3 separate regions of the Mus musculus genome follow, and regions 1 and 3 are each linked to region 2. The links are chromatin loops, found by intact Hi-C in ENCODE. Cell type or tissue: heart. All regions are shown on one strand.

What was found. A loop is a pair of places that touch in the nucleus more often than their neighbours do. Peaks named below come from ENCODE experiments on the same cell type or tissue, not always from the same donor. Only the 100,000 strongest peaks of a DNase experiment are listed, where the experiment ranks them.
Region 1: it touches region 2 in a loop (3-fold over the local background); 12 of 42 quality-filtered maps call a loop at or near these places.
Region 3: a loop joins it to region 2, with 4 times the contacts of the local background. A loop is called at or near these places in 2 of 42 quality-filtered maps.

The regions. Positions count from the first base shown.
Region 1 is chr8:105,166,051-105,174,050 of GRCm38, forward strand. It overlaps Cbfb (core binding factor beta), which reads left to right and starts at 4,624. Exons shown (of 6, transcript NM_001161458.1): 1 at 4,624-5,003; 2 at 5,256-5,342. The coding sequence starts at 4,926. It overlaps Gm22063 (a small nuclear RNA gene), which reads left to right and starts at 6,446; the gene lies at 6,446-6,552. In heart, no CTCF peak of the experiment used is centred here; DNase peaks (open chromatin) are centred at 4,491 and 5,481; H3K4me3 peaks cover 3,132 bases; H3K27ac peaks cover 2,024 bases.
Region 2 is chr8:105,220,826-105,228,825 of GRCm38, forward strand. D230025D16Rik (RIKEN cDNA D230025D16 gene) reads left to right here and starts at 4,362. Exons shown (of 16, transcript NM_145604.3): 1 at 4,362-4,661. The coding sequence starts at 4,598. In heart, no CTCF peak of the experiment used is centred here; a DNase peak (open chromatin) is centred at 4,326; H3K4me3 peaks cover 2,309 bases; H3K27ac peaks cover 1,656 bases.
Region 3 is chr8:105,285,996-105,293,995 of GRCm38, forward strand. 4931428F04Rik (RIKEN cDNA 4931428F04 gene) reads right to left here and starts at 3,533. Exons shown (of 8, transcript NM_028888.2): 1 at 3,409-3,533; 2 at 2,774-3,170. It overlaps Exoc3l (exocyst complex component 3-like), which reads right to left. Exons shown (of 14, transcript NM_177788.5): 5 at 7,257-7,866; 6 at 7,067-7,184; 7 at 6,857-6,982; 8 at 6,654-6,754; 9 at 6,340-6,450; 10 at 4,928-5,057; 11 at 4,687-4,809; 12 at 4,454-4,609; 13 at 4,237-4,361; 14 at 3,928-4,155. The coding sequence ends at 3,966. In heart, CTCF peaks have their summits at 3,546, 4,286 (motif pointing left), 5,141 (motif pointing left) and 6,067 (motif pointing left); DNase peaks (open chromatin) are centred at 3,216, 3,536, 4,306 and 5,116; H3K4me3 peaks cover 2,582 bases; H3K27ac peaks cover 914 bases; H3K27me3 peaks cover 2,438 bases.

The DNA of each region.
Region 1 (8,000 bases), 55 kb before region 2:
AGCCAGGGTCTTGTAATTCACCTTATTTGCCTTTTCACTTTCTAATTTCCTCATCTGCCTGACCGGCACAGACGACTTGGCTTAGAAAAACGCCTGCCTGAATGAACTGAGGCGAGGGCGTTAAAACACTCAGGCCAGAGTTTCATAACTGGGCTAGACAATGAAAGCTTATCAACTCCTGCCAGGATTATTGAGTCCTGTTCTTTGTGTGTGCATTGTGTGTGAGGGTATGCGTGAGCGTGTGTGTGTGTGTGTGTGTGTGTGTGTGTGTGTGTGTGTGTGTGTGTTGGTGGGCCGGAGGTTGGAATCAGTGTCTTCTTTAGTTGTTCTCTACCTTACTCTTTGGATCTTTCATTGAACCTAGAACTTCTCAATTTAAGCATCTGGCTGGCCAGCAAGTCCCAGGGATTCTCCTGTCTCTGCCTCCCCAGTGTTAAGCATGAGCCACCCAGGCCTTACTTTAAAAAAAAAAAAAAAAAAAAAAAAACAGCCGGGCGTGGTGGCGCACGCCTTTAATCCCAGGACTCAGGTGGCAGAGGCAGGCGGATTTCTGAGTTCGAGGCCAGCCTGGGCTACAAAGTGAGTTCCAGGACAGCCAGGGCTATACAGAGAAACCCTGTCTCGAAAAACAAACAAACAAGCAAACAGGTAAGATCTAGGGATCTAGCACAGGTCTTCATGCTTTAGTGTCCAGCACTCTCCTGACTGAGCCGTCTCCCCACAGGATCTCTAGTGTATACTTTCTGTTCGTCTACTGGAGATCGGACTCGGGGTCCCAGGAAGTGACTACCCAGACAGAAAGGTGGGGAGATGCTCAGGGGAGTCTAAGCTAGTTGGATGCTTAGGACAGAAAGGTTCCAGGTAACAAGGCTCCAAAGGAATTATGAGTGTCTGGGACAAGCGATGGGAAGGGTATTTCTGAGCAGCACAAAGACCTATCTTCAGACCTTCTAGATCTGGATCTGAGTAAACTTCACAGGGCAGAGTCTGAATCAATCCATACTCAACCAGACTGCCAGGAGTGCAGGCCCGAATGTACCTCATCTGGATGAAAATTTCCTTTATAATTTTTTCTTAAATCCCATTTTTGAAAATAAACAAAAAAGACAAATAAACAAACCAAAATCAAAATCAAAAAGGCATACCGAGGTCAGCTGAGGTCAGCTGAGGTCAGCTGAGGAGAACCCCTACAGCCAACAGCTTGTTTCTTTTCCTGGCCAGGACGCTCAGATGCCAGACCATGGTGAGTGTGGGTTACCCTGTGCCCTGGAGTTGCCAAAGGCTGTGCTCATTCTCTGTTTGCTGGGCAGATTTTGCCATTTATTTCCCTGAGGATGCTGCTCCCCACCCCCCTTCAGCTGACAGGATACTCTGCTCTGTGTTCCCCTGAAGTAACCCCTATCTACCTCCAGATCCCTTGTTCTTGAGACTATTTTTCCTCTCAGGGGACAATAATGATTGATTTTCCTTTCTTTCTTTCTTTTCTTTTCTTTTTTTTTTTTTTTTTTTTTTTTTTTGTTTATTTGATTGAGTTGTTGTTGTTGTTGGACAGTCTCCCTGTGTAGCAGCCCAAGCTGGTCTGAGATGTGACATTCTCTTGCCTCAGTCTCCGAGTACCAGTCTAGCATTACAGGACTGGGTCATCCTTCCCAGCTTCAATTTTTATTTCCAATATGAGAAACAATTAGCGCACAGAAAACGATAAATATATAAACAAAAAATTGTATCTTTTGCTAGAGAGAGCTGATACAGACCACTCAGTGGGCCCATACCACATTTTCATTCATTCCCTCTCTGGGGGAAAAAGGCTTTTCTCTCTCAGTTCATCAAACTGCCTCTGTTGCTGCGGATCACAGGCCTTTAACCCCTGATGGATGGTGAGATAATGTAAACTGGTAGATTATATCAGTACGTCTGTCTGGACATTTTACAGAAGGGAAGCTATGTGAACCTAGGACGAGCAATCAAAGTCCTTCCCGTAATAATTTTCAAGAAGCTGAAGAATGGCTGATGCTAGCGTTTGCCAGGAAACAGATTAGGTGACTAAGAGAGCCTTTGAGAATTAAGAGTGAAGGGAAAGGAGAAACAGAAGTGGGTTCTTACAGTCTGGGTGATGTTCATTTGTGCCTGTCTGTCTTTGGTTTGTTTATTTGAAATAGGTGACCTCTTTCAGTTTTAAGTTTGTTGGAATAGGGTTTCTGTCCCTTGAAATTGAAACAGGGCTGAGCAGGGCTGGCAAGAGAGCTGAGCAAGCTAAAGAGAGCTTGCTGTGTGAGAGCCCGATGACCTGAGTTCAATTCCTGGGAGTTAAGGTGGCAAGAGACAACTGACTCCACAAAGTCGTCCTCTGAACTCTCCATACAAGCCACTGCATGTGTGCCCGCATACAAACACTATACCCGTGTGTGTGCATGCACGGGCACACATATACACAAACATTAAAAATAAATAAATAAATGAAGCCATGCAGTGGTGGTACACACCTTTAGTCCCAGCACTTGGGAGGCAGAGGCAGGTGGGTCCCTGAGTTCCAGGCCAGCCTGGTGGACAGAGTAAATTCCAGGACAGCTAGCATTACACAGAGGAAACCCTGTCTCAAAAAACCAAAAATAATAGATAAATAAATGAATGACTAAGTGAAAAGATGGTAAAATAGCTGAAGATCCATCGATAGAAGTTGTTGGCATCCATTCATGCACCTAATCTGTTCTATAGGCTTGGGGTGGGATGGAGGGTGCCTGCCCCAAGAAGGAGATAATTCCATATTTGCTAATGGAAGGAGTATGTCTTTTAAAACCATCAACCTAATCACCTCCTTCCTCCTTTTTTGATTCTCTTTTTTGGCACAGGTCCTCGGCTCAAGAAATCTTCCCACCTCGGTGGCCAAAGTCGCTGGCACTGTAAGTACGTGCTGCTTACAAATTTCACTGCTAAAACCCCTGACCATGAAGGCTGGGACTGCAGCTCAGTGGTAAAGCGCTTGATGAGGTGAATCCCTGGGTTTGAACTGCACCGCCTAGACTGTGGTGGTTTGAGTGAGAAATGGCCCTCCCGTAGGCTCAGATGTTAGAATACTTAATCCCCTGTGATGGCACTGTTGAGGTGTGGCCTTGCTGGAGGAAATGTGTCCCCAGGGCCATCTTTGAGGTTTCAAAGCCACTGGCATTCCTAAATCTTATTCTGCTTTCTGATTAAAGATGTGAGCCCTCAGTTTCCTGCCTCTGTCACCATGCTCCACCGTTCAGGGATTCTAACCCTCTGGAGTGGTAAGCTCACACAAACTCTTCTTATAACGTGCCTTGGACATGGTGTTTTATCATGGCAGTATGTTTTACTCAAAACACACACACACACACACACACACACACACACACACACACACCACTCCCACCAACAAACCTTTAATTTTGGGTAATCAACTCTCCAGACTTCAGTTAAGATGATTAACCCTCCTAGTTTGTTAGGGACTGAGCAGCTTCAGAAGGCTTGGGGGGCGGGGGGAGGTCATTGCTAAAAATGAGAGCTGTCTATGGCAAACTAGGACAGTTCCTTACCCACGTTTAGGTCCCTATCTAATAAATGAGATTGGGCTGGACTAGCAGTGAAATTCTGCCAAAATCTGTATTCAAGCAGGCATTAACAACTGACCTCAGAACTGATTCCAGTGACTTATGAGTATCTTTTCACAATCCTTAGCATCTGGCCAGCTGCTGCCAAGAGTTGGCACTTACCTGCCATCCTTGAACTGAACTTTTAACAAACTGCGATTTTTAAGGATCAGAGTTTATTGAGGGTCAGCTTTAGCTCAAGCTCTGCTGCAAACCCCGAGTCTGGTTTTCTTCTGCTCTGGTAAGTTCTCTAGAACTTGCAGATCTTGGATTTTTTTTTTTTTTTCTTGTTTGATTGCACATTTGGGTAAAAATATGGACTGGCAACCGGTTACATATAATTAAGATAGTTTTCCTTTAAATGATGTGCTAGATCTACATAAACACTCTCCTACTAACGCCATGAACTTATGAGTGTGCATTTTAGAAATTACTAATCTGAGACTTACTGGTCTGGTACTTGTCTAAACCTTGTCTGCAGGCAGAGCTACACGGAATCCTAAGGCCAACCCCGTTTCAATAGCCACCACCTTTTTACACCATGATTTGGTTAGATGCTTACTTCCACCTTTCAGTGCACAGTCCACATCCCTCCCTGTATGCAAAGTCCTCTAAGATTTAGGTTTCCTTGAATTCAAGTGGCCCTTCTGGGGGTGACTCTGCGTGGCTGGCTGGGGAGCCAAGAAGTTCCAGATCGCTCACAAAGGGCCAAAAAAAAAAAAAAAAAGGTCTGCGGGTCCGCTTCTAGTTGCTAAGAGAGGGGCGGATCCCTTCTGGGCGGGTTGTTCGCAGAGAAGCCCGCGGACAGGCAAGGGGAAGTGCTGAGGAAGGAGCAGGGTTTCACTGCAACCCAGCGGCCCCGCAAGCGGGTGGGTGGCGCATGCGCGGCGCGGGTCGTGGAGTTGTGAATGGTGCGTCTTGTTTGCTAGAGTTTGAGGCGGGCGGGCGCGCGAGGAGGAGAAGGAGGAGGAGGAGGGGTGGGGCCGGCGCGGGGCGGGAGAGCGAGGAGGGCGGCGAGAGGAAGTGGCGGCCGCAGCCGGGGGAGGCTGGAAGCTGTGTCTGCGCGGGCGGGCGGGAGGGAGGACGGCCGGCAACGGCTGAGGCGGGCGGCGGTAGCGTGGGTTGGGCTCCAAGCACACGGCCGCACCTCAGCCTCCCTGGAGCGGGAGGCCACGCGGGCGGGCTCCTGAAACAAAGAGAAGCGGGAGTCCGGGTGCCGCGGGTGGGCGGTCAAGGCGGTCAGCACCGGAGCCCGCCAGCGGGTGCCCGCGCGAGCCTGGGGAGCGCGGCCGGCCGGCGCGGCCTGAGGGCGGGAAGATGCCGCGCGTCGTCCCGGACCAGAGGAGCAAGTTCGAGAACGAGGAGTTCTTCAGGAAGCTGAGCCGCGAGTGCGAGGTGAGGCGGTTGGGGAGGCGCGGAGGCCTCGGCGCGCCCCGAGTGGGCCCGGGGAGGAGAAAAGTTTGAGCGGCTCGGTTGCCGGGAAGCCCCCGGGACGGCGCGCCGGCCGAGGGGGAATCTCGCCCCGGCAAGCAGTCCGCCCACAGGCTCTGCTTGCCCTTATCGGAGCCGCGGGGAGCGGGCGGGCGGGCCGGCGGGTGCCGCCGCGGATTTGACTCCTGATTTCGGGGCCGTCTCTCTGCCTTGCAGATTAAGTACACGGGCTTCAGGGACCGGCCCCACGAGGAGCGCCAGACACGCTTCCAGAACGCCTGCCGCGACGGTCGCTCGGAGATCGTAAGTCGCCGGGGAGGGACCCCCCCACCCTACCCCCGGTGCGCGCGGGGAGGCCGCGGGGACCCAGGCGCGCGCCAGTCACTTGTTGCGCGCGGCCCCGGGCGTGTTCCGGACGGCGCCGCGGACGCTGCGGCTCCCGGAACTGAGCCGGGGGCGCAGGCTCACTTCCTTAGTCCGGATTCGAAAAGCAAGAAAGAGGCAGATGCTGGCGGGGCGGCTCGGCTCGGCCCTCGGGCGGACCCGCCTTCTCCTTGGCCCGCCGCGATGGTTCGGTTCGTGGGATGGTTTGCGTGTCCTAGTGCCGGCTCGGCAATCCGAGCGGAGCTCCAACCGGAGCTTGGCGGAGGTTGTCGCCTAGGCTGTGACCTCCGCCAGACATCGGGGTGCTTGTAGGAAGGATACAGCCCTACGTGTAAAGAATCATTGGAGGGGGATCAGCGATAGGCTTGTTTCTGAGAAGCGAGATTGGTAAATCTATATGAGAAGCTATCTCCCAGTACAGCCGAGAGTAAATCTATTCCACTTATCTGTTGTCCTAATAGAAGAGAGAGACTGTCCTAATAGAAGAGAGAGACGAGAGAAAGGGCCCCAGTGGATGAACAATTTTCTTTTCTTAAAATGTTAAGAATCCGAAAGAAATCTATATTTTCCTTTTTCTAACCTCGATGTGCCTGTCTGAGTATTGGAGTTGCTAAAGAATTGCCTGGTGCTACACAGACAAATCCCATAGTTCATCTAGAGGTTCCTGTTTTATATTTGAAGACTGCTATGGACTCGGCAAGTCCTGGGTTGAAAAATATCGAAGTGATCTAGTTCCTCTCTTGCCTCTTCGTTATCCTCCTTAGAGGTGTTGGTTAGGAAGCAACGAAAAGAAGAACTGTAGGAAAGAGATTTTTTTTGGTTGGGTGGTTTTTGTTTTGTTTTGTTTTAAACTGAAGCACTGTGTAATGAAATCCTAATATTTGCTCAAGTGACAGACCCATTGCCTTAGCCCAAACTTTAAGTAAAGGTACAATTTGAATACAGGTTAACAGTATAAGGCTGTTGGTGAATGTCGCTTTTTTTTTTAATTGAGATGTAGTTCGTATAACAATGAACAACTTGTGCTCGCTTCGGCAGCACATATACTAAAATTGGAACGATACAGAGAAGATTAGCATGGCCCCTGCGCAAGGATGACACGCAAATTCGTGAAGCGTTACATATTTTTAAACTTTATATGCCCCAGAACAGGGGAACGCCAGGGCCAAAAAGGGGGAGTGGGCGGGTAGGGGAGTGGGGGTGGGTGGGTATGGGGGACTTTTGGTATAGCATTGGAAATGTAAATGAGCTAAATACCTAATAAAAAATGGAAAGGAAAAAAAAAAAAACAATGAACAACTTTTTGTCACTGAAACCAGATTTATTTTTAAAGATGTTTTAATATTTTAAATGAAGGCTGTTGGAATTGAATTGCTAGTGAGGTAACACTATAATTAAATATAGCAAGAGCTATTGAATATTTAATCATTCAGGTGTTTCATAAAAGAGAGCCTACCACTTTCAACCCATACCTGATTTCTAGTTACGAGATTCAAAACAAAAAAACATAAGAATGCTTTTTAGTTTTGGCCCTAAGCGGTAGAAGAACACCCTTTAGTGATGATGGCGTCCTTGGCCTGCTTTGTGTAGCAAAAGGTGGGTGGGTGGGATGACCGGTAAAGGGTTTCCTGGATGTCACTAATGTTAAGTATAGAAGATAAGATAAAGTATAATGACTTGCTGTATGCTCAGGCTGAGTTGACTTTCTTTCTTAAATGCAGTGGCACATTTGTTTATGTGTCCTGTCAGAGTTTGGTGCATGCATTACAGACTGGGCGTAGGACACAGTGTGTCTGAACAGCTGTATTTTAATGTTGTTGTGACACAGCAGTGTTACAGCTTGCTGTATTCGTCATAAATTTCCTTTGAGAATGAATTAGACATTCGAGGCTCTCATCTAAATATTCGATCCTACAAATTGTATTTTTCCTTTTTTTTTTCTTTGAGAAGAGGTTCTAGGTAATCTGTCTAGTATTTGGGTGTGCACGTGTGCCAGGGCACACATGGTGGTCAGACAGCAGTTCCCTCCTACCATGTAGATTCCAGGGATTGAAGCTGTCAGTCTGTCAGCAAGCATCCTCACCCATTGAGCCATCTCTCCAAGCCTTGTCCCCCTTTTCCTTATTTTTCTTTTCTGAAGCTGACTTGGAAATATGTCTCTTCATTTTATTTTTTATTTCTCGAAAATATGACTTTATAGCTCAGGCTAGCCTTGTCTGCACAGCTGTCCTCCTGAAGAACATGTTTTCATTCCATACTTGGAGTCTTTTTTGAGATTATAATATTATTACATTTCTCCCTTTCCTTTCTTTCCTGAAAGCTTTCCCACATGCCCTTCACTCTCCCTCAAATTCACGGTCTCTTCTTTCATTGTTTTCTGATACATATATGCATATATGTTTCTAAATAGGACGTGTTCAGTCCATATACTGTTGCTTTTATGTATGTTTTCAAGACTTGCCATCTGGCACAGGACAGCCCATCAGTGTGCTCTTCCCTAGCTAGACTACCTCTCCCACTCCCAGCTTCCCTTGGTTGCCTTGGTTTTTTTGTGTGGGTTGAGTCCTCGTGGGCTTG
Region 2 (8,000 bases):
AAAGTCTCAAAAAACAAAACAAACGAACAAAAAAACCAACAAAAGATGGGGCTGGGGAGATGGCTCAGTGGTTAAAATCTAGTTTCTGAAAAGCCAACAGCTTGAAGTCTTTGAGCCAAATACCAATGGTACGCCTAAGCCTTATACAGCAGAACTGAACACTGCCAACCATTGAGACAAACCAGAAAGGAGATGGTATCATAAAGAGGGGTTTGGAAATACCTAGAGTTGACGTGCATCTTCTATTTTTATTGGGCCAAGCTAGTCTCCCCCAGAGAAGACCACTCAGACACAGTCTAAGAGCCAATTCAAGTCTTTATTCCAACCAGAACCCCAAGTGTAGCCCCAAGTCTTTTACACACACACACACACACACACACACACACACACACACACACACACCCTGTCTGGAAAGCCCCCAAAATTCTTTTCTCCTAACTGCAAGATGCTAGTTACAGAAGCTGGAAGGGAAGGCCCAAGGTTCCCTTCCTGCTGCTGAAAGCGGAGTACATAATCACAAAAGCCAAAATGCTCGGTTAACAAAAATAAGCAAGGGCAAGCAACCTTTCAAAGAGCCCTCAGCCTTGAGTTATTTTTCTCCCCAGAACTATTTTCCTTAAATTCTCCCTTACAGTTACTGACACTTTACTTAGCAAGACAAAAATTCATCTGTGGTACCAAAATGGAGTTACCATAGTCAACTTACAGCCCTTGTCACAGCTGCCGCGCTCACCTTCCAAGTGGAGGGAGGGATTGCAGTCCAACTTTTGGCTAGAAGAATCAGGATGTTCATGGCTAGCTCTAATGACTACCACATACATACATACCACTCTCAGTTATTAAATACTTAAGTGTAACTGTGTGATAGTACTTGTTTAGCATGTACAAGGCTCTGGGTTGGATTCTCAGCACTACAAGAAGAAAGAAAAGAGTCCAGCCTTTAATTCCAGCACTTGGGAGGCAGAGGCAGGCAGATCTCTTGAGTTCAAGGCCAGCTTGGTCTACAGAGCGAGTTGCCGGACAGCCAGGGCTACACAGAGAATCCCTGTCTCAAAAAAAAAAAGGGGGGGGGGGCTGGAAGAGATGGCTCCACAGTTAAGATGGCCTGGTTCAATTCCCAGCACACACATGGCAGTTCACAACTGTCTATAATTCCCATTCCAAGGGATCAGAAGCTGGCATACAGATACAAATGCAGGCAAAACACCAATGCACATAAAATGAAAATAAATCATAATTGAAGAAGGAAGTTACTGTTCTTGGTGTATAACTGGCATATCACTGGAAAGCTCTTCTGAGGAGATTTCTTTGTCTTTTAAGCCCGTCGATAGCTTGCTTTCCAAGTTAGCACGATTATTACCAGAAAGAATGCGTGCTCCTCCAGCTCCTTTCTTAAATGACTCAGCCATCCACCTGATTTAGGGGTGTGTGTGTGTGTGTGTGTGTGTGTGTGTGTGTGTGAGAGAGAGAGAGAGAGAGAGAGAGAGAGAGAGAGAGAGAGAGAGAGAGAGAGAGAGGAGCTGGAGTTACAAGTGGTTGCGAGGTGCTGGGCTTGAGTTCTGGGGACTGAACGTAGGTCATCTCTACAGCCCCAGGGTTGACTCGCCTCTTCCTCTCCTCCTATGTGCACACAGTAACTCCTGTCAATTCCATCAAGTAATTTGTAAATTACATTTAAAAATGTTTTCATATAAGCCAGACACAAAAGCGCGCAGACCCACTAACAGATCTGTGAGGTAGGTGCATGGTTGTTTTACAAACAGATAACAGGCCTGAAGAAATGAACTAATTTGCCCAAGATACGGAGCTAAGGTAGAACTGGGATTTATCAGTCCATCTGTTTTGCTATTAATTAGCTGCTGTTCTCTGAGGCTGCCCTCAAAATCCAATTTGTAGGATACCAGGATTATTTATCTTCCTGAACACAGTCTTCATTGATTACTTTCTCATATTTTTGAACATCCCTTATTTTAGGAAAATTGTCATTTAAAGGCATCCTCTGGAATTAAGCTTCTTCGCTAATATTCATTGAGTGGTTTGTTTGTTTGTTTGTTTGTTTGTTTGTTTGTTTGTTCATGACTTTGTTTTTGTTTTGAGACAGGATCTCTAGGTAGCCTTGGATCTCCTGAAACTCACTATGTAGATCAGGCTAGCCTGGAATTTGCTTCTGTTGCTTCTGCCAATAGCTTTTCGGCTATTCAAAGCTTCTTATTTTGTTTTGTTTGTTTGTTTTGTTTTTGTTTATGGAGACAGGGTTTCTCTGTATAACCTGGCTTTCCTGGAACTCACTTTGTAGACCAGACAGGCCTCAAACTCAGAAATCTGCCTGCCTCTTCCTCCCGAGTGCTGGGATTAAAGGAGTGCACCGCCATACCCAGCTCAAAGCTTCTTTTACTTAGGACAAAATTTGAATGGGTCACATTTAAATAAGCAAAGATAACATCCTGAATTCACAGAAATCACTACACACTACACCAACTGGGAGTCTCCTAGGAGTTGCTTCAATATTATTCCCAGTTTTGTGGCTTATCCAAACTTTAAAAATCGTTTTTCTTCCTATTTAGAAGCCTGGGACTTTGTCTTTCTTTTCCTGAGATTCCGCTCAGCCTACCGCATCCCTATTCAGAACCCAGACCCTTTCCCCTCCTCATAAATAAAAGCTAGTGTTTGGTGCTTGCTTGCTTGGTTATTGTTAGCATATAACTATTCCTACTCTGCTTTGCATTAGAATTCAATTTAGAAAGTTGGTGGGGGAAGGGTCCACCTTCTTTTGTTTTGTTTTGAGCCAGCGTCTACTTTATCTCAAGTTGGCCTTGAACTCATTTTGTAGCCCAGCATGGCCTTGAACGTTTTTTTTTTTAAGTTATGCTTGTTTTTATGTGTATGGGTACACCACAGCTGTCTTCAGACACCCCAGAAGAGGGCATCAGATCCCATTACAGATGGTTGTGAGCCACCATGTCGTTGCTGGGAATTGAACTCAGGACCTCTGGAAGAGCACTGACTTCTCTAAACAGCTGAGCCATCTCTCCAGCCCGACCTTGAACTTCTTTTTTTGTTTGTTTGTTTTTTGTTTTTTGTTTTTCGAGACAGGGTTTCTCTGTATAGCCCTGGCTGTCCTGAGCTCACTTTGTAGACCAGGCTGGCCTAACCTTGAACTTCTTTACTGCCTCACTCCCAACTGCTGGGATTCCAAGCAGGCACAAATCAGCACACCCAGCCTCTAAACATAGCTAGCTACACACGTCAGCGTTTCTGCAGCCACTTTCCCACTGGACAGACAGCCCAGTGACCCAGTTGTTTTGGCGTGCAGCAATGCTTCTCAAAGACGTTCTACTATTTTTATTTTATTTTGTTTAATCCCATAGCACTGACTTGAAATTTTGTGACGTATCCACTGTTAGGCTTCTTTATAGCCAGTTTGAGTATTTAGTCTGTCACTTAGTTCCCTGCTAAATACTACCCTTAGGAAACATAATGGGAATCGAGCTTTGCTGCCTAGGATCAAGGAAGCTTGGGTAAAGTCTTTACCCTCCTTGTGCCTCATTTATTCGTCTATAAAATGAGACTGAGGGTGTGAGGTCTTGTCATCAAAAGAGGCCTCAGCTGCCTTTTAATTTTAGGGTGCCCTAGAGCAAGCAAGCCGAAAATTCTGGCTGAATAACTAGAGGAGCCCCTCTTCTACTCACTGGAAACGGAGGCACAGAACACTTAAGAGCTTTAGTCACTACCATAAAGCATTGGCAAGCAGCAATGGTGACTCCAGGCGGAGCTGCAGGAGGCAGCCTCTGTGCTTAGAAAGTATTCCCTAGGTTGAGCATTTCTGGAAATGAGACCTGGCCCGGAACTCTTCAGCCTTCTAACTCAAATCCTCTCGCTCTAACCCTTGCCAACGGACTCATACATCCTCGACTCTGAGGTGGACCCTGCTCAGAGACCACTGGGTCCAAGGAGAGTAGGTTTCTGAACAATTTAGGCAGTGGCAGCCAGCGTCAGTACGTGACAAGCTTGATAATGGTCCGCGGGGCCGTGAGTCTCTGGGACTGGGTCCTTCCTGTCCGTTTTGTTCCTAGTGCAGATTAGTGGGACAAGTGTGCAGACGGAAGACTTTATTTTTGTGTGACATGTTTCCCGCCTTGTGCCTTTTCTTGCGTAGGCATATATGGTGCGCTGTGCAGTTTCAGGACCTCTGGAATGTGGCCCCTAAGTTCTAAAGCAGCTGCTCTTCCCTCCAGCTCTACCCGCGCGGGTCTGGCCTCTGATCCAGAGTTTGCGCGTGCGCGACTCCGCCTCAAGCCCCGCCTTCATGATTTAGCCCCGCCTTTGCCACGCTTTACGGCCCGGCACGCCACTTTTGCTGCAGTTGCTCTGGGCGCTGCTGTTGCTACAGCCTCTCCTGCCGGGGCTGCTGCCCGGGAGGTTGAAGGGAGGTGAAGTGTGTTGTTGTGTTCGTGCTGCCGTCGCCGCCCGGAACCGAGTGGAGAGCCGGACGTCCGCGGGCTGGCGAGAGCGACCAGTCAGCAGCTGCGTGCTCTCCTCAGGCCGGGTCCTGTCTGCGCTGCCGCAGGGAGGCCGCCCGGCCCAGCGAACCGACCCAATGCTGGACCTGGAGGTGGTGCCTGAACGCTCTCTGGGGAACGAGCAATGGGAATTCACTCTGGGTGAGTGTGGGGTCTTTTGGGATCCTGTTGGCTGGCCCTTAATTCTCCCTAGTCCCTTCCGCTTCTGGTTCCTGCCCCAGATGCCCCTGCGCCCGCGGTTCTTCGCCTTTTCTCACCCTTTAGTCTTTCGGCTCCGGGCTTTAGAATCCCGCTCCTCCCGTCTGTCATAGGATCAGCGATGTCTCAGCAGGGTCCTTCTTTGGACCTCTATGATAGTAATAGCCAGTACACACCAAATACTTAGTGGAGTGGGAAGGTCCTGCTCTTTTGAATTTATCTCTAATACAACTCCCTGAAGTCTGAATATCGATAGTATTATGCCCATTTTGCTGACTCTAATAGTTAAGAACTAGGTAGCACACCTAATCAACACTCTGGTCTCTGATCTGTCTCTCTCTGGTTTTAGGGGAGTGGGGGAAACCTAAGCTCATGCCTCACAATCAGATGGGGGTGGTGGGGGAATGAGCTTGCTTTTCTAAAAGGAACTCTCGACTTGTTTTCTTCTCTTTTGAAATGTACTCTTAACGTGTGGTGTCGCAATACCAGATACCAGAGTTAAAAGTTGAAATTGAGTGAAGTGGAAATTACACATTGGCTTGGTAGACAAATCAGTTAGGTCACTTGGGGAGAGTTGGCCTTCGTATGTGAACAAGAGTATTTGCATTTAGTGACTCCAGTGTGTTTACTTAGTGGCAGCACTAAGCGAAGGGGCTGGGAAAAGGTGTTCCTGCTGCTTGTTTGTGTGGGCCTCAACCTCTGTCTCTCTACTGGGAGCTCTTGGACTGAGTCAGCTGCTCCATTTGTTTATGGCTTATCCTTGAATGTAGACGACTCTGTCTATAGAGACAGCATATTGGAATTACCTAGCTGGGTAGATTGCTGGGGCTTGGTGGCTGCCTGCCTCTTTCTTGCCCATTATAAAAGCCAGTTTCATCAAGGGCTCTTGGTTCTCAGAACTTAGACTGCCTGTTCCTGTAGACTTCTCAAAATTTAATCTGCTATGAACATGTTCCATTCAACCTCATATGAGGCATCAAGAGCGTGGTTGAAAAGCAAATGATGTTTGACTTCTGATTAACATTTTTTTCTCCCCTGGACAACTCCTACCTAGTCTGGACATCCCAGGACTGGTTAAGACCCACAGCTACAGATGGTTTACTGAGACTGTGTATCTCTTTGTTTGATTTAGTGCAAACAGGAGATCAGCTGGGGTCAGGAAATTTCCAGAACACTGAACTATAACTAACATAACTAACTACCCAGGGCTTTTGGCAAATTTGCAAGAACCAAGAATTTGAATAGTTGTTTTTTTTTTTTTTTTTTTTTTTTTTTTAAACACTGTCTTCATATCAGCCAAAAATCCTAGGTTGAGAGTTGAACTTGGGGGCAGACCTGAGCCTTGGTGGTGACTTGCTACTTCTTCATCCCTGTTTTGAAGTTAGGGTTTGTTCTCTTGTTTGTTTTTTAGACAATTAGCCCAGACTGGTTTCAGATTCCCAGTGAAACTGAAGTTGAGTTTGAACTTAAAATATTTCTCTCTGTGTCTCTCCCCATACTGGGTCTGTGTAGTACTTGAGATCAAACCCAGTGACAAGTACCAAAGTGACCCACAATATCAGTCGAAAGTGTACATTTTTACATTTATTTATGCAGGAGGGAAGTTTAGTAGTTGGAGTCTTGGCTGCTCTTTCAGAGGACGATGATTTGATTCCTAGAACCACTTCTGGCCTCCACAGGCATTACATACATACACGTCATGTGCACAGATACATTCCAGGCCAAACAATACCCATATACATTTAAAAATGTATCAGGGAATATCATGCACATTTGAAAGTCAGAGGACAGCATACAGGAGTTGGTTCTCTCCTCCATGCCAATCCTAGTGATCAGATTCAGGTCACCAGGTTTGTCAACAAGCACCCTTGCCCACTGCCATTTTAGCAGCCCTTAAAACCTGAACTTTTTGTTTGTTTGTTTTTTGGGTTTTGTTTTGGTTTGGTTTTTGGTTTTTCGAGACAGGGTTTCTCTTTGTAGCCCTTGCTGTCCTGGAACTCACTCTGTAGCCCAGGCTGGCCTTGAACTCAGAAATCCGCCTGGGATTAAAGGCATGTGCCACCACTCCTGGCTTTCATCTATCTTTCTGTAGGTTAATACCAACCCTTCTCTGGGCCCCTAGGTTAGGTCAAGTCCCTTCTTTCTTCACAATAGCCCACACATCTGTTATAATAAAATAAACTTTATAATAACATGCATTATAATAAATGAACTATTTCTATACTCCTGCTGCACCATTAACCTAAGTTTCTCAGAGGATAAGATAATTTCCTACACAAATTCCAATATTTGTGATCAGAGACCACTGACTTGCATATTATCTTGGATACAGCAAGCCATTGTCTCTGCACAACAAGGCAATGCTGGAGGATGTTTCTCAAATGACGCTTTATAACTGCCTTTAGGCCTTCTAAAGATAATATTCAAAAGCAAATCCAAGCCAAGCATAGTGACTCAGACCTGTAATCCCAGTCAGTACCTAGGTACTAAGGCAGGAGGACTGCGTAGAGTTCCAGACTAGTATGGACAAGATTCTGTCTCAGAAAACTAAAAACAAATCTAGATACTAGCTTTTACATCAATATACTCTGCAAGTCTTACTGAAACCATTATTTCAATTGCAATGCCTTTATTCCACAATGGTCAAAGCATGCGCGGTATTTGCAGAGATTCTACTTAGGTTTTCTTGTCTCTGTTCCTGGTCTTTTCCTGGTCTTCCAACATTATACAAAGGCCAGGAAGGCAGCCAAGAGGCTGAACGCAGCTCTCCATTATAATGCTAGGCAGTGATTACATCTGCGTTTGCACAGATTACAATAAGAACCCTGAGGCAGATCAGGATGTGTTTTCCATTTTTACCTAGACATAAAAAAGGTAAGGTGCCGGGTGTGGTGGTGCACGCCTTTAGTCCCAGCACTTGGGTCTACAAAGTGAGTTCCAGGACAGCCAGGGCTACACAGAGAAAACCTGTCTCAAAAAAACCAAAAAAAAAAAAAAAAAAAAAAGGATAGATGATGTATGCAGGAAAACATAATCAGTTTGGATTTATAATTAAAGCATGGTGTGCTGGCAAAAGAATAATGGCCAGGCATGGTGGCACAACCCCACCCCCCAACACAACTGACTCTGATCCCAGGATGCAGGTGGCAGACAGGTGGGTCTCTGTGAGTTTGAAGCCAATCTGGGCTACATAGTGAGTTCTAGGACAGCCAGAGATACAGTGAGACCCTGTCTTGATACCCCCGGCACCCTAACTCTGTTTGGTTTTAGCTGTCCTGGGCA
Region 3 (8,000 bases), 65 kb after region 2:
CTCCAGAAGTATGCATTCCTTCTACCAGGCTTATCCAATAGTCTGAGGTGGAGCAAAGCAAGGCAACGAATTGTAGACATTTTCCTATTTATTAGAATTCTCTCTGACGGTCAGATCTAGAGCTAAAACTAAGGTCTTAAACATGGTTCTAATTTCAGTGTTTAGCACTTACCCAATCTGGAAGTTGGCAGAATACAGACCGCCTCAGATCCCTAGATGGACCACAGGTGAGAGAAGCCCACAATCTGCTTTGTACCGATGGCATCTTCCCAGTCCCACCTCCCCGCTTCACCTAGCTCATTACAGCCTCCCGCCCTTTGGTAATCAGTTTGAATGAATGCACTTGCTCAGGCCAGTCCCCACATGAAATACTCTTCTCTTTCCCATTGATCAGGATGGAATTAGAATCTGCTTTTGGGAAGCAGAGGAAACCCAGCGCATTCAAACCAGCCCCTGGCCTGTCACCTAGCTGAGATATCTTTCCCAGTGGGCATCCAAGGCCACTGTCAGAGAACTCACCCCTGACTGCGTGTCAGGGCTCAGTGCAATCCACTCTCTCCCCAGAGACACACTGAAGGCGTCAGCCTCTGAACTCCCCTTGCCTGCTCAGAAACTCAACTGTAGCCTTTCTCCTTGATCCTACATCACCAGTCTTTCTGGCAACTGAAGAAATACATGCTGTTGTTAAAAAACATCTTAAAAAACAAAACAAAACCTTTCTGAGAGTCCGCGCCTAACTCCCCGCAGCTGCTCTCCTGTTGCGGCACGATACCCTGAGTCACTTACACACCATCTCCCTTTTCTTCTTTCCCGTGCGCTCCTGAGTTCTGTTTCCCAAACTGCCATTGGACATGCAGACGTCCTGCTGTCCATCAAACTGAGCTGCTCAAGGTCACCAATGGATCTGTATGGTGTGGGTCTGTAGCACCTGGTGCAGCTGATCCTTCTAGCCCGGGGACATTACTCCCATCTTCCTTTCTGAACACATTAGGGCATGCTTGTCTGCCCACATCACTGGCTGTTTCTTCTTGGTCTTCCTTGTAATATCAACCTCTTAACACTGTAATAACCCAAGGCTTGTATATGGCAACTTCTCTATTCCATTTACACTCACACCCCCTAGCGGCCCCTGGATTCCATCTAATTTTGTGGTTTCTTGTTCTGTTCTGTTCTGTTGTTGTTGCCGCTGTTGTTTTTTAAAACAACTATTTATTTTATGTATATAAGTACATTGTAGCTATCTTCAGACACACCAGAAGAGAGCATTGGAGCCCATCACAGACCGTTGTGAGCCACCATGTGGTTGCTGGGAATTGAACTCGGGACCTCTGGAAGAGCAGTCAGTGCTCTTAACCACTGAGCCATCTCTCCAGTCCTTCTTGTTTTGTTTTACCCAGGGCCTTGTACACATTAAGCAAACCCTCAACCACTGACCTCCATACCCAACTTCACTATCATGGTTTTAAATAAATCAGTTTGGACTCCTCCCTTAAGACCAGGATCAACACTCTTCACACCTATCTAACTTTGCTTTAGACAGAGCATCCCTATGTAGCCCATGTGGCCTTCAACTCACCATCTTCCTACTTCAACCTCTCTAGTCTTGGGTCAGGATTAAGCCAACATACCCAATCTTCAAGGTATCTTTACTATTTAACAGGTACTTTAAACGGAACATACCCATTGTATAAAAATGTGCGCACACACACACCCCAGAATAGCATGGGTCACTTGTCACTTTCTTAAAAATCTTCATAAATATCATATTAGAAGAGATGCCCTAGACATACACACACACACACACACACACACACACACACACACACACACACACACGAGAGAGAGAGAGAGAGAGAGAGAGAGAGAGAAAGTTGGTCTGGGAGGAGTTTGGGTGTGTGGATAAAAACATGATCAAACTACATGGAAGTGTTTTAATAAAAAAAAAATTAAAAACAGAAGAAAAGCTTGTCAGATGTAGTGGCACATGTCTGTAATCCCAGCACTTGAGGCTGAAACAAGAGAATTGTGAATTCCAGGCCAACCTGGGCTATGCAGCAATACCTGTCTTTAAAAGCTTTAAACAGAGAGGAAAAAAAAAAGGGAAAGAAGAATAAAAGAAAGTCAGCACTAGCAAATCTCTACAAAAGAGCAAACCTCCTCTCTCTCCTGGAACTAAGCTTTTTCTGTAGTTGTTGCTGTCTCTGAAGTCTACTGCAGCTAGCTCACTGTCTGCATGGCAGATCTGAAGGCTTTATCTGGGTTTTCCTTTCTATAATGTGCAACTGTGCTTCCAGAACCCAGAACAGTCCCTGATCCAGCACTGTAATCCACTGTGATCCATGGATGAACCTGAGTCCTTGTAAGAACTAAATCATGGAGCTGGAGAGACTTGCTGCTCTCCCTGAGAACCCAAATCCAGTTCCTAGTGTCCACGCAGGCTAACTCCAGCTGCAGGAGACCCAAGGCCCTCTTCTGGCCTCCACGGGCACATGCATATACCCATACCCAGAAATAATAAAAATAGACCTCTAAAGCAAAAATACTATAATCATTCCTTTCGCAAACTTAGATACCCTGTTTAGACTCCCCCCACCCCCACCCCGGCATCCTCCTCCTTCTCGGAGTCTTCCTCCACCTTACCTAGTGATCGGCTGCTTAAAAAATGACTTCTAGTCTCAGATCTCATTCACCCTCAAACTGTATACTTTTCTGGATGTCTACTGACCACTATATGGGCCAGTTCTTCCATTTTCCCTTCGTTCATTCCACCTACCTCCACGTAATTACCAGAATTCACCTGTTTCTTTCACGTCTCAGGTTCTTCTGCCAAGAATTCTTTTGCCAATGTGTCCCTGGAGCAACCTCTTAACCATTTTTTTCAGGGCCCGGTTTAGGCCTCACTTTCTCTGGGAAGCCTTCCCGATGTGTAAAGGGTCCCAGGGTCTTGATGGCTTCTTGACAGCCCTAGGCTGTCATGGCTGGAGGCTAGATCCATATTTCCCCACCGTGCCCTGAACTCCCCGAGGTCAGGAAGGGTCTGATTCACCCTCTCGTCCCACGCACTCACTAGTTGCAGAATGAATGAATTCAGGGTGAGGCTGGAGTCCCTGACTGCTGAAGGCGGGGTCTGGTGACAAATGAGAGGGTGTGGCCCACACCAATAAGAACCCCTGGAAAGAGATAACGTGGGAAAACAACCAATAGGAACCAAGAGCTCTGGGAGGGCGTGCCCTGAAGACAAATAAAGGGCGTGAGACAGGGTGAAGGGCGTGCCCAATGGAGGGCGGAGCTAGGAGACAATGGACTTGGGGGAATTCCCTGGTAAATCAAGAAGGGTGAAGTCTTAGTCATATTTAGTCTCGGTTTTTGGAGTGGGGTAGGGGTTCGGTCCGCGTGCCGCGCCCCCACCTGATCACGCCTCTTTTGCTGCCCGCAGTTCCTGCTCCTCAAAGCCGATCGCTGGCCGCCGAGACCATGGAAGCCCGCGCCAAAGACACGCGCACTCGGGCGCGCGCACGCTCACACGAAGACGCAAGGGCCACGTCCGTCTCCGCCGTAGGGGGCGTGCTTAAGCTCGCTGTGGGCGGAGCCAAACGTGCGAAGAGGGGCGGGATTCGCTGCCACCCTGCGCCCCTGGACCGCGTCTGGTCCTAGACTTCCCCCTCTTCAAACTTCCGCGCTTCTAAAGCGACTGGCGAGGGCGATGAAACCATTTACTGCTTGCCGGTAGTAGATACATAGGAAGTGAGTACTCCACGGGAGCCCAGGGTTCGGGGCACGCAGTCCACAAAGAGAGCAGATGTCTGCATAGGTGAGATGCTGCCAGAATACTAGGATTCAGCCAGGATTATAGATGTACCACTGTGCACGGACCCCTAATTGCACTGTTGCTTTCACCGGCGCGCCCCCAACACATAGATTCAGACGTGTCGTAGACGTGGCTTTATTACGCAAACAGATGGGTGTCAGGAGCAGGGACCTGAAGGGAGGCAGGAGGACAGGGAGGGCGTAGGCGTCGGTACCAGGCTGAAGAGCGCCCGGCGGCCAGTGGACGGTGAGGGCGGTGGACCCGCCTGCAGCGAACTGAGTGCTGCCTGACGATGCTCTCGGGACACGTCTCCGCGCAGGTCCAAGAGGGCAGAGACGTGATCCTCGCTGCAGGAATACCACCACGTGCGTCAGCCCAGCCCTCCCTCGTCCTCCTGGGCCGTTCCTCCCCTGTCCCCTTCCTCGCACCTCACGTCGGGAAATTGCTGCCTCAAGCCTGCCACCTCGAGGCCAAGCAGTGTGGGGTCGTGGAGGTTGAGCAGTTCCCTCAGCGCGAGCAGGACGGGCGCGCAGTGAGCGCTCTCTTCCAGGCCCTGAACACATGGGAACAGGGTTTCCAGCGGGCCCTCGGCTCCCACCCAACTACAGAGATCCTCGACTGTCTGCCCTCCCAATGAGCTCTCACCAAACCAAGGAAAAGCTCTTTGAGCTGGGCAGCATCCTGCCGAAGTCGCTCAGCCGCCTGGCTCCGCTCGTCCGTACCGCGGCACACTAGGCGGCCCTGCATCAGAGCCCTTAGGTATTGTAACACCACGGTTCGTTCCGCCTCTGCCAGCAGCAGCTGCAGGACAGTAATCAGTTTGAATATAGGGTCCCACCAGCACAACCCCTTCCCCAGCTTTCCTCTCCTCGCCCTACCTGAACACCAGGCTTCCGTACGCGCCAGAAGTCCTGGCAGAAGTGCGACGTCTGCTCACACACACCATCTAGCAACTCAGAACTCAATAGCCACCGGCGCGAGGGCAGAGCGGAGAACAGGGGCTAGGGAAAGCATAGCACAGACAGGGCTAGGGAAATGATCCGGATCCCGTAGAGGCCACCATAAATAGACCGTGTTTCTCCCTCACACTACCAATCTAGACTGGGATGGCGACCTCACCTGGAGCTCAACCTGCAGTACTTCCAAAACCAGGCGGCAGATCCTCCTTTGTACGTCGTCCAGCGCAGCTTCCACTGGAGCTAAGACCCCGGAAGCTTCCCCGTCCGGCAGCAGGACCGAGACCGAAGATCTGGACCAAAAAGTGTGACTTCAGGACCAAGGCCAAGGCTCGCATGGCCCTCTAGGATTCATCCACTCTGGCGCCACCTTGTGGTACAGTGTCTGGTGGGAGCTGGGGCGGAAAGGGCGGCTCTGAATTTATGAAGGGCTCAGGTATTCTGTAAGGCTAGGAAGAGTATGCCCAGCGGACTTGCCTCTAATGTAACCTCAAGTTAAGTTATTCTTCCTTTTATTTTGTTTTAGAGGGGAGCTCTTAAAAGAGTAAAAATTCCCCGCATGTATGTCTGTCCTCTCTGCACACCACCAAGAGCATAACACTCAAGATAAGCCAGGCCTGGTGGAGGCTGACGAAAGAACGACTGCTCTTCCGAAGGTCCTGAGTTCAAATCTCAGCAACCACATGGTGGCTCACAACTACCAGTAATGAGATCTGATGCCTTCTTCTGGCTTGTCTGAAGGCAGCTACAGTGTACTTATGTATAATCATAAATCTTTGGGCCTGAGCCAGGCGTGGTGGTGCACGTCTTTAATCCCAGCTTGGAGGAAGGCAGAGGCAGGCGGATTTCTGAGTTCGAGGCCAGCCTGGTCTACAGAGTGAGTTCCAGGACAGCCAAGGCTACCCAGAGAAACCCTGTCTGGAAAAAAGAAAAAAAAAAAATCTTTGGGCCTGAACAAGCGGAGTTGACTGGAGTGAGGGGGTGCTGACCAGGAAGCAGAGGTCCTAAAAATTCAATTCCCAACAACCACATGAAGGCTCACGACCATCTGGTTCAGCTACAGTGTACCATATACATAAATCTTTAAAAAAATATATTTGCAGCCGGGCTTTGAGGCCAGCCTGGTCTACAGATTGAGTTCCAGGACAGCCAGGGCTACACAGAGAAGCCTTGTCTCGAAAAAAAAAAGGGGGGGCTGGAGAGATGGCTCAGTGGTTAAGAGCACTGACTGCCCTTCCAGAGGTCCACATGGTGGCTCACAGCCATCTGTAATGGGATCTGATGCCCTCTTCTGGTGGGTTGAAGACAGGTACAGTGTATTCATATAAATAAATCTTTTAAAAAATTTATTTCCTGAATGTAGTAGATTTAACATCTTTATCTAATATGATTCTCTGACGATTTTATTATTATCCAAATAATACTAGTAAGAAAAGTGACAGGTACCTTGTAATACAACTGATAATTAGCAGAGCGAGGATTAGAACCCCATCTTTGTGAGCCCAAAGTGGTTCTGGTGTGGGTGGCATCCAGACTTTAAAGGAACTCAGAAGTGTGTTAGGAAAAGTGTGGTACCTCAGTGCTGATTGGTGGTTGAAGGCAGACAGTAGGTAGGGCACATAGTGAGGGGCCACGGCGTCTCCCCTGAGATGGTCTCGAGAGAATCGGATCAGAGCGTCGCTGAAGCTGCAGTAGGCAGAGGAGCCTCTTGGGTTTGCTGCTAATGTGGCACCCCCACAGCTGCACCCCCAGAACTCTTGTCCCACTTTCAAGTATTTGTTTAAGGGTAACACACACACACTAGTGTGTCCTGTCCAGTTTACTCAGAGCCCTTGGGCTGTCTGGGAGCAGGGCTGGAGATTGTGGATGGGCCCCCCTGCTTGGCAAACCTTCTCAAGAATGCGCCCAGCTCTGACACTGCCATGTTATGCGCCCGCCGATGCAATGAGTCACTAATCAGGTTGGTCACTTGAATGTTTTCAGCCAGGATCTACAAGCAGGGAGGAGCGGCCTTCAGACATTTCCTAGACCCGCTGCCCTTCTCCCCTTTCCATATGCGAGCTGCCTACTTCCTTGGGTTCTTCCCACCTACCTGCAGGACAATGGCTGGCATTGGGGAGTGGTAGAAACCGGATGGATCTGTGGGGGGCTCCTGTTCCCCGCTCCACTCTGCTACCTCTCCATCCAGTGCCTTCTTCAGCCACTGAGCCACACTTACCTGGCAAGAAAGAGTAAGGAGCAGCGAGCTATATCAGGGTATTGACATGACGTTCAACTAGACAACCGGACAGTCACTAGTCACCTGAACCTGAGCCACAAAGGCTGCCTCCAGCTGCTCAATGTTCTCTGAGGTCAAGAGGGGCTCTAGCTGGGACACATCAGCCTCAGGCCCCAGTTCCAAGTTCCCCATCATTTCCTTCCTAGAGATGGATAGCAGGATGTCACACTGAGCCTCTAATCGTCCCACTTCCCGCTTCTCCAAGGACACTCACCCCGTGTACACATGCAGTGCCCAGTGCAGCAAGGCAAACGTGTCAGCAGCTCCTAGCTCGGGCCCCGCGAGGAGTTGCTGCACGCTACGGCGCAGGCCACTGTGCAGGGTGTGGGCCCATAGCTCAACCACACGGTAGCTTGGTGGGCAGCAGGGTGCCACCAATGCCTCCGCTGTTGCCAACTCGGCGGGCAAGGCTACCTGCAGAGCCTCAAGCCACCCCGCCAGAGCCCCTGGCTCCGGAAGCACAGGCGATGCAAAGTGGACCCGCTCCAGGCCCTCCTGTAGCGCCCGAAGACATCGCTGCCGCCAGTCTCGGGGTGCCTGCCCCAGGATTGTGCGCTCAGTCTCCACCTCTGCCACACGAATAGCAGCTACCAGCAGGGCTGGGTCCTCTCGTGCCAGCCGCCCCGCAGCTCCTGCAGCCGCCTCCACAGCTTGGCCTAGGGCCTCAGCCAGAAGGCCTAGCCCCTGGAAGATTGGCAACTCCAGACCTCCTAGGGGTGCCAGTGTCTCCTCTTTCAGCTGCTCTAGTTCCCGCAGGCTCACATATGCCTCCAAGAGTCGCTCAGAGTCTATCAGGGTCTGCGTGTGGGCCACTGTAGCCGGCACTAAGGAAGAAAGGAGACGGCTTGAGGTCTCAGCCTTCCCATCTGGGCTATGGGTACAGCAAGGGACACTGAGGTCTGGAGACTGGTGTGATGTATTAACTATTTAATAATAAGCATGGTACTGCGTCGGGTCA